Linked DNA regions of Homo sapiens: region 1 is linked to region 2. The links are chromatin loops, found by intact Hi-C in ENCODE. Cell type or tissue: CD4-positive, alpha-beta T cell. All regions are shown on one strand. Each heading gives the region's core, and the rest is flanking DNA. Links, peaks and the distances in the headings are about the cores only.

Region 1 (4,399 bases), core at 272-4,271, 160 kb after region 2:
CTTTTTCCATTCTCAAAAACAGAAAAACCAAGGAGAGCAGGTGAGGCGAGGAAAGGTTCTCAGAGCACTAAGTATGCAGGTCTTAGCAGAGGGGAAAGACAAGCAAGCCCCACCCTGAGGCCTGGCCACCTGGCAAAGGCGAGCGCTGGGGATGGCTTCAGTATACGCGCTGGCAAGGAAAATTGCCAGAGATGTGCAATTTACCTTTAGATACAACAACATAGGCTTGCTTCTGACAAGGACTACTTGAATAGCAGCCATCCTCCAAACCAGAATACTGCTCCATTTAGGAGGGAAAAAGGAAAGTAAAATTTCTATAATTATCAGCAAAAAGCATCAAAAGGGAGAGAATCTGGGAGTTTGAAAATGGCCTATGCCGGAGCCTGTCGACTCACGCCTATAATACCAACAATTTGGGAGGCCAGGAGTTCAAGACTAGCCTGGGCAACAAAGTGAGACCCCCATCTTTACAAAAAAACCACAATTATCCAGGTGTGGTGGTGCATACCTGTGGTCCCAGCTCTTTGGGAGGCTGGGTTGGGAGGACCACTTGAGCTCAGGAGGTTGAGGCTGCAGTGAGCTATAATTATACCATCACACTCCAGTTTAGGTGAGAGAGAGAGAGAGAGACTCTCTTAAAAAATGTAAATAATAGCAAAATAAAAATAATTTTTTAAAAAGAAAATGGCCCAGCTCTAACCTAGCTGTGGGGGTTTAAACCATAGCTCAAGAATCACTGAGGGGCCTTTAGAGGCCATCTGTTTAAAGATCCTTGAGAACAGGGGTCGGTCTTGTGGCTTCTACATCTCCCGTGGGGCCAGGCATTTGCCAGGCACTTAAGTGTTTATTGATGTATGAGAAGGACGGAGCCTCCCGTTTATCAGCACTCCTAGCTGCCATCCTCCAGTCCTGCTGACGCATTAATGTCGTGACCATTGAGGCATTCAGTAAGGAAGCTCTGTGCCCTGTATGTTTTCTGTTGTGCTGAAAGGAGTCACATGGCAAAGCTGCAGAACATGTCCATTCTGCTCCCTAGACTCACCCTCCGCAAATGAAGACTATCCCCCTTTCACTTCCTTCCTTGTGCTACTCTATCCGGAAAATCGCTGTTGTGTAAACAGATCTGGGGAGTCAGGACATGCAATATCCACCTTCTCAGTGGCCCAAGCTCCAACCTCCTTCCAAGGGGCATCCACAGGCATGGCTGGATGGATTTTCATCTGAAGTGTCTGGAATCCTACCATCCATCCACAATTAAACTGGGTCTAACTGTCAGCCTAAAAAACGCTCTATGGATTCTGGGTTAAAGATTAATTGGGGGTTGTGAACATGCTCATGTTCTCTACAGGCATAATTAGTTATCCCTAAAACAAAGATGCCTGTCATCTCCAAAGATAAAAATAAGTTTTACTAAAAAATATAGAGTGACAAGAAATAGTAAAGCTTCAGGTGTATCTTTGGTAAACCATCAGGTCTGTCCCTAAATCATCAGAAATGGGAAATGAGGGGTTAAGTTTCTTTCCTCTTCTAACAAAGAACTCTATTTGTTACACTAGACCAGGCGACAACCGTCTCTATATAGAGGGTGGCAGTTGGTTCAAGCTCTACCTTCCTTTCTCAGTTGGATCTATTTAAAGCCTGCAGCAGAGGAAACTTGGCAGCTGAATGTTTCCAAAAGTTAGTATACCACTTCCCTACTTCAGATCACACAGGAGGGCACAGCCCGGGAAGCAGAGATTCCTTGGGTGGGAGGGGTAGGCGCCAGCCCAGAGCTCACATAGCCCCCAGGTTCATCAATGTCCCATCGACAGCCTTCACTGGATATTTTTTTAAATCTCACATGTTGCATCTAAAAAAGTGGAACTCACGGAAGCAGAGGGTAGAATGGGGGTTTCCAGGGGCTGGGCCATTAGGGACGATGGGGAGATGTTAGTCAAAGGGTACGAACTTTCAGTTATAAGATGAACAAGTTCTGAGGCTCTGACGGACCGCGTGGGTGGTGAACATGTGAGCCTGACTGTCATCATCAGTCCACAATGTATATACATGTATCAAATAATCACATTGTATACACAGGATAGAGACAATCTTTGTCAATTAAATATATTAAAATTTAAAAAATGTAAACAAATTCATTGATAACAAATTTCAAAGTAATGGACCTAGTTAAGGGAGTGGAGAAACGAGGCAGGCTGAGGTCTCACTGATGTAGGTTGGCAGAGCTGGCTGAGAGTTTCAAAGCCTCAAGGTGGCCAGTCTGGGTCACCGGGATCAAGGATGGTGATTCCATGACAGTCCCTCTACCAAACACAGCTGCACTGTCATTTACCCTCACAGCAAGCCACATCTACCTATAAAAGCAGGTGTGATGATCACCTTTCACAGATGAGGAAATGGAAACTCAGAGACATCAAGCAACTTGTCCAAGGACACATTATCTTAAAAACACTGAGTCAGGACCACGATTTGGGCCTGGATCTATAGGACCAGGAAGTTCTCACTCTACCATGCCAGAGAGGAGAGGGATGCCTCCAACACCAGGTGGTCAAGTAAAATTAATTAGCTAATAATTGTTATTGGATATGCTAGACTTTGTACTTTTTCTTTTGTACTGTTGCTCATTGTTGAACATGTTTGGTTTTTCTTTTAGGTTTTCTCTAATATAAAGAAAACAGTGGTTATTTATAATCATTACTGGAGGGTTTGACAATCAGGAAAACATTAGGTTCAGCTTCTCCGAAATCGATTTGAGATTCACAGCAAGTCCTCATTACACTGCACCACTAGCATAAATTATTGTATATTTTAATGCTCCATATCCCACAACATCCAAGAGATGTTGGTATCAATCCTACACTGAGTCAAGACACGCTTCGGCATACATGTCATCACGTCCGTCTTTGCACAGGTGTCATCACGTCCGTCTTTGCCTTCTCCCAACATGTTTCTTGAACGATAATCAGGACACCACTCCCGATGATGAAGTACACTTCCAACAAATGACTGCTCATCAAGGTCTCAGCTGCAGTGTTTAATCACGCAGCAGAAACCATTTATTTTCTCATATACTTCTCTTTCTTGAAATATCTCTTAATTATCTCATTTACTCCTATATAAAAATGGTGCTCAAAAATTTAATTACAAGGGCAAGATCTTAAGGAGTTGCAAGGTGTGTGTCTATTTCTCGAAGAGACATTTTCAAAAGCCCCAAATTCTATGACTGAGGAAAAATAACTGGATGATGCCCCAGAAAAGAGTAAGGGGTGATAAGTTAACGGAAGCCCATTTCCAAAACTAATTACCTATATATTGTTTCCTAAAAATAAATTCACCCACTCATTTCATGTCACGCTCTTAACGCCTTTCAACCTTTCAAACGTGGAACCTGAAGAATAGCTCCAGTGTGGGCCCTGAATATCTGCAGGATGTTCCCTGAGACAGTAAGATCTGGTAACTGGGGAGCTTTACATACCTGTAAGGCCAAGTGACACATCATAAGCCAATTCACAGGGGAAGAAACAAACCCAGAGCTCTTGGGAGACCTTCCTAAGGTCACACAGATGTGTCTCCATAAAAATCAGAACGAGGCTCCTGGTTTTCCTTTATTTCACACAGGCTTGAAGTTGTTTTGTGCCAAGAGAGCCACAGTGTTAGGCACCTGCTAGCTCCCAGGTCACCTGCAAGCCCTTCCAAGAGTCATTTCAACCGCAGGTCTGCACTCTGTTCTCTACTTTCTTCTCAGCCACAGCAACAACTACAGCTTCATGGACACTTGATGTTGGAATTGAGATTGGAGTTTTCTTTAATTATTATTCTCAACTTAAAAAGCTGACGCTGAAAAGGGAAGCTTGAGCTCAGCAGATCCTTTCACAGAGAGGCTGAGAAGACAAACTCTCTGATTTCTGGTCTTCTCAGAAAAGATTAAAGTCAAAAATCATGGATGAGGAGACACAAATCTGTCTCCAAAATCTTGCCACTTTGGCGTTATGAAGGTCTTTAAGTCAGTCACTCAGAGCCCTACCAGGTCATCTGAAGGGCAAATCCATAGGAGCCCATGGGAAGAGACATCAGCCCCCGTCATCCCCACTGGCACAGAGCCTCAGGTACGATGCAGGTCCCTTCAAGGACCAACCAAGGACAGCAGCACAGTCTGCAGGGGAAAGACCCGAATCCCCTTGGGCTCTGAGATTGGGCCATTACCTACAGCTTCCAAACACCTGCTCAGAAGTCAGAGAAAAGGTGAGCAGCCGGACAGACTCCTTGTGACATGGGCTGTGCACATTCGTCCTTCAGCAGTCTCACCTGGGGTGTTTTGAGGATGGGGTTGGCTCAGGCCAACAGACCCAAAAGCAGGGGGACACCCTCTAGGGCTTCAATTCCCTGAAAATAATTCCATGGT
Region 2 (4,399 bases), core at 249-4,248:
TCAGGAGTTTGAGACCAGCCTGGCCAACATGGTGAAACCCCGTCTCTACTAAAAATACAAAAATTAGCCAGGCGTGGTGGCGCGTGCCTGTAATCCCAGCTACTCAGGAGGCTGAGGCAGGAGAATCGCTTAAACCCGGAAGGCGGAGGTTGCAGTGAGCCGAGATTGCGCCGTTGCACTCTAGCCTGGGCGACAGAGCGAGACTGTCTCAAAAAAAACTAAACAAAACAAAAAAAGTTATTAGATTAAAAGCCTCTTAACTATGTGTTTATGAAAACTCCACGATGATGGGATATATAGAGATTACATTTTTCAGTTTTTATAAAACTTAACTAGAAGTTGTGTAAATTCATTTGAGAATAGAGGGGAAGGATTCTTGAAAGCAGTTAATGTAAGTAAATGAGCCAGATAAAAATGATTTTAAAGTTACCATTGGTGTTATTTTTCCCTCATTATTGCCTGAGTAATCTCTGGTTTTCTGGACATTAAAATAATAATAGCTAATACTCGAGTACCTTTTAGGTGCCAAGGTTAGTGCTTTATTCATTTGCACTCGTTTAATTCTAACCGAACCCAGTGGTATAGTTATGAGTGTTTGTTTTACAGATGAGGGTTAAGTAACTTGGCCAAGATCATGCAGCTTGTTAAGTAGTGGGATCAAGATTTGGACCCAGGCAGTCTGGCTGATTGACCAGACTCTGCTAATAATGAAACAGTGCTGGCTAGAAGATCATACTCAGAACTGGACGTTGCCTAGCAAATAGTAGATTTTTCAGAAAGTGTTTTGATACTTCTTAATGCCTGGGTTATGATGTCCCGAGAGAAAATAGTTAGATAAGGATGTTATCTTGCTGGAATGTGAGCTCCACCAAGACAAGGAAAGGACCTGCAGGATTTATTTCAACCCATTTGTAAGAAAGTGAGAGTACTTCTCTCAGAGGTATAATTTTAAAGTGTGATTTCTGTTGTAGAGTTGAAGATCATATTTTTGAAACATAGAGATTGTTTTAAAAATGTAGAAACAATGTTATAGTTTCCTAAGATAGTGTTCTGTGAAGAGAGGTGGTTCATGGAAGCTTTGTTCCTCCAAATAGTTTTGGATGAAGGACTTTTCCTCTGTTCCACTCAGGAAAGTGTTCCTACTGAAATTTCATTGTCTTTCTGGAACAAATAAAATATTATTGTTTAAAAGGTTTTTCCTTCAGTTGAAAATAAGATTTTGTTGAGTAATACTGTGTGTGATGATTAGTTTTATTATGTCAGCTTAGCTAGGCTATAATACCTAGTTATTTAATCAGATACTAGTTTGGTTGATGCTATGATGGTATTCTGAAGACGTGGTTAACATCTATAATCAGTTGACCTAAACTAAAGGATATTACCCTAAATAATGTGGGTGGACCTCATTCAATCAATTGAAGGCTAAAAAAGCCAAAACTGAAGTGTCCTGAAGAAGACAGTATTTTCCTCAAGACTGCAGCATCAATTCCTGCCTAAGTTTCCTGTCTGTAGATCTACCCTACACATTTTGAAGTTGCTATCCCCTACAGTTGTGTGAGCCAGTTCCTTAAAATACCAATATCTCTGTATCTGTCTATATGTAGATGAAGATATTTATGTTTTTATCTACATCTATATATTTTTTCCTATCAGTTCTGTATCTCTGTAGAGCCCTGACTGATTCAAATTTGGGTGCTGAGAGTGCTTCTAGTGAGCAGAATCTTAAGGATGAGTTTTCTGAATTGATTATAGTGTTTCTGGAATTGGTTTTCCAAACTGATCAGATTCAAAGGCAGTAATGAGTATTCCCTGTAGAAAAGAGGGCACTGATAGTCCCTGGTGTGATATGGCAACAAAGATATGCAAAAGATCACTATTAGATACTCCCACTCATGCTTATAGACAAGATTCAGAATGATCAGGTATTTGATACCTTAGAACATTTTAATCGAATTAATGAGTACAATAAGATAGGCTGGTTGCTTTTAACTGTACTGGGTAAAGTGAGAAAAGAAAAGGATGATCCCAGCTACTCAGGAGGCTGAGGCAGGAGAATCGCTTGAACCCAGGAGGCGGAGGTTGCAGTGAGCCGAGATTGCACCACTGCACTCCAACCTGAGTGACAGAGTGAGACTGTCTCAAAAAAAAAAAAAAGAAAGGAAAGAAAAGGGGAGCTTAAGGCTTCAAATTCCCGATTGAAGCTCCACATAAGTGACCTGAAAAGTTTCTGTGTCTGCCCTAAAGAAACCCGTATCTCTTGTAGCTACAGAGCTGAGGTTGGTGAAAACCAAATCCAGAGTCTTATCCTGTAGGTGGCTGAATTACAGTGCTAACTGAATTCCCTTCTCACCTTGGTCTGCTATTAAAATGAGGGCATTGATTGGGAAGGAATGGGATCTGCACATTTGGAATAGGGCCATATGGGAACATCCTGATGAAGCTGGGGATGTTAAACTCCTAAATTTGACTCACTCTTTTTTGCCAGTAGAAGCAGTTCTTCCACCTCTGAGGAGGTTAACTCTGCTTTGCCTGAAGAACCTGTAATGACCTCCCTTGAGGTAGTTACCTTGCAAGACATTGCCGGTTTTCCTCAGGAATCCGTGAAGAGCTCTGGGGTTGCTTTTCTCTTCAGGTCAGAGATTGCAGTGGGAGCTGTTGCCACTGACTGGGGGTCCTTAGCTGCAGCAGGGATGGTTGGATCTAGGATGGCAGGGGCTATGTGATCACCAAAGAGTAAGTAGGTGTGTTGCCATCATGGGGGACAGCGGAGTCAAAGCAACAATCTGAACAGCCTGACTTGGGGGTCCTAATTGGGTAGGTGGTCATGGTGTCCCTAGAAGAGAACTCGTTGGGCAGTCTACTGAATTCTGACTTGATCTCTATAAGCAGAAGAGTTCTAGGTCAAGTGAATGGAAGCTTTACTTTAATTACCAAAGAAAGAGTCATGGTCCCTCAATCAGTTCCCAGATTTGAGTCATTTTACAGACTCAGAACCCCCTGACTGAGGGGAGGCTGGATCCTTTTGAGGAAGGACCCCATTGCGCTGCTAAGAATTTATACCGTTAATTTTTTTCTCAGGTTTCCCAAAGGGACCTATGGCTTATCAGGGTAAGTGTGCACTGGAGAAGAGGAAATAATTAGACTTCTCACAGATTACTGAACTCTTAAGTCTGAACTGACACTAATTCCAGGACACTCAAAGTGTCATTTTGGCCCGCCATTCAGAGTAGGGACTTGTTGAGGTTAGGTGGTCAATGGAAGTTTAACCCAGGTTCTCCTCACAGTGGGTCCCCATATTCATCCTATGGTTACTTTGCCAGTTCCAGGATGCATAACTGGTATAGACATACTCAGCAACTGGCAGAATCCCCACACTGGTTCCCCGACTTGTGGAGTGAGGGCGATCGTGGTAGGAAAGGCCAAGTAGAAGCCACTAGAGCTGCCTCTTCCTGGAATAATAGTAAGCCAAAAGCAATACCGCATTCCAGGAGGAATTGCAGAGATGAGTGCACTTAAGGATGCAGGGGTGATGATTCCTGACATATTCGCATTCAACCCTCCTGTTTGGCCTGTGCAGAAAACAGATTGATCTTGGAAAATGACAGTGGATTATCATAAACTTAACTGAGTAGTGACTAATTGCAGCTGCTGTTCCAGATGTCATTTCATTACTTGAGAACCTATCCCCTAGTAACTGGCATGCAGTTATTGATCTGCTGAGTGCTTTGTCTTAGTATCTGTTAGTAAAGATCACCAAAAGCAGTTTTCTTTCAACTAACAAAGCCAAAAATACACCTTCACTGTCCTACCTCGGGAATGTCAACTTTCCAACACTATGTCATAACAAGATCTCTGTGATCTTGTTATGAGTTGAATTGTGTCTTCTAAAAATTTATGTATTGGATTCCTAGCCCTTAGTACCTCAGGGTATGACCTTATTTGGGAATAGGGTAGTTAAAAATGTAATTAGATAAGATGAGGTCATACTGGAGTAGGCTGGGCCCCTAATCCAACACAACTGGTGTCCTTATAAACAGGAGGAATTTGAACACAGACATTCACACAGGGAGAATGCCATATGAAACTGAAGTAGAGGAACACCAAGAAATGTCACACATTTCCAGCAAACCATCAGGAGCAAGGGGGTAGGCATGAAACAGATTCTTCTTCACCCCCTTTGAAGGAACAAACCCTACTGACACCTTGATCTTGGACTTCTAACCCCAGAGCTGGAGACAGTACATTTCTGTTTTGTAAGCTCCTCAGTTTGTGGTTCTCTATTACAGCAGCTGTAGCAAACAAATAGAGACCCTGATTGTGCTTCCCTTCCACAAAACATCATACTGGCCCATCACATTGATGACATTATGCTGATTGGACCTGGTGGGCAAGAAGAAAC

The links. Hi-C counts contacts between places; a loop is a spot of excess contacts. Peaks named below come from ENCODE experiments on the same cell type or tissue, not always from the same donor. Only the 100,000 strongest peaks of a DNase experiment are listed, where the experiment ranks them.
Region 1: it touches region 2 in a loop (2.8-fold over the local background); 51 of 110 quality-filtered maps call a loop at or near these places.

The regions. Positions count from the first base shown.
Region 1 is chr18:13,560,158-13,564,556 of GRCh38, reverse strand. All of the region lies in intron 4 of LDLRAD4 (low density lipoprotein receptor class A domain containing 4), which reads right to left. Among named protein-coding and RNA genes, the nearest start is that of MIR4526, 49 kb to the left of the region's middle. RefSeq lists enhancers at 1,568-1,987, 2,038-2,087. In CD4-positive, alpha-beta T cell, for the core only: no CTCF peak of the experiment used is centred there; DNase peaks (open chromatin) are centred at 986 and 1,886; H3K27ac peaks cover 466 bases.
Region 2 is chr18:13,720,605-13,725,003 of GRCh38, reverse strand. The region is part of intron 1 of FAM210A (family with sequence similarity 210 member A); the gene reads left to right. Among named protein-coding and RNA genes, the nearest start is that of FAM210A, 3.8 kb to the left of the region's middle. In CD4-positive, alpha-beta T cell, for the core only: no CTCF peak of the experiment used is centred there; no DNase peak of the experiment used is centred there.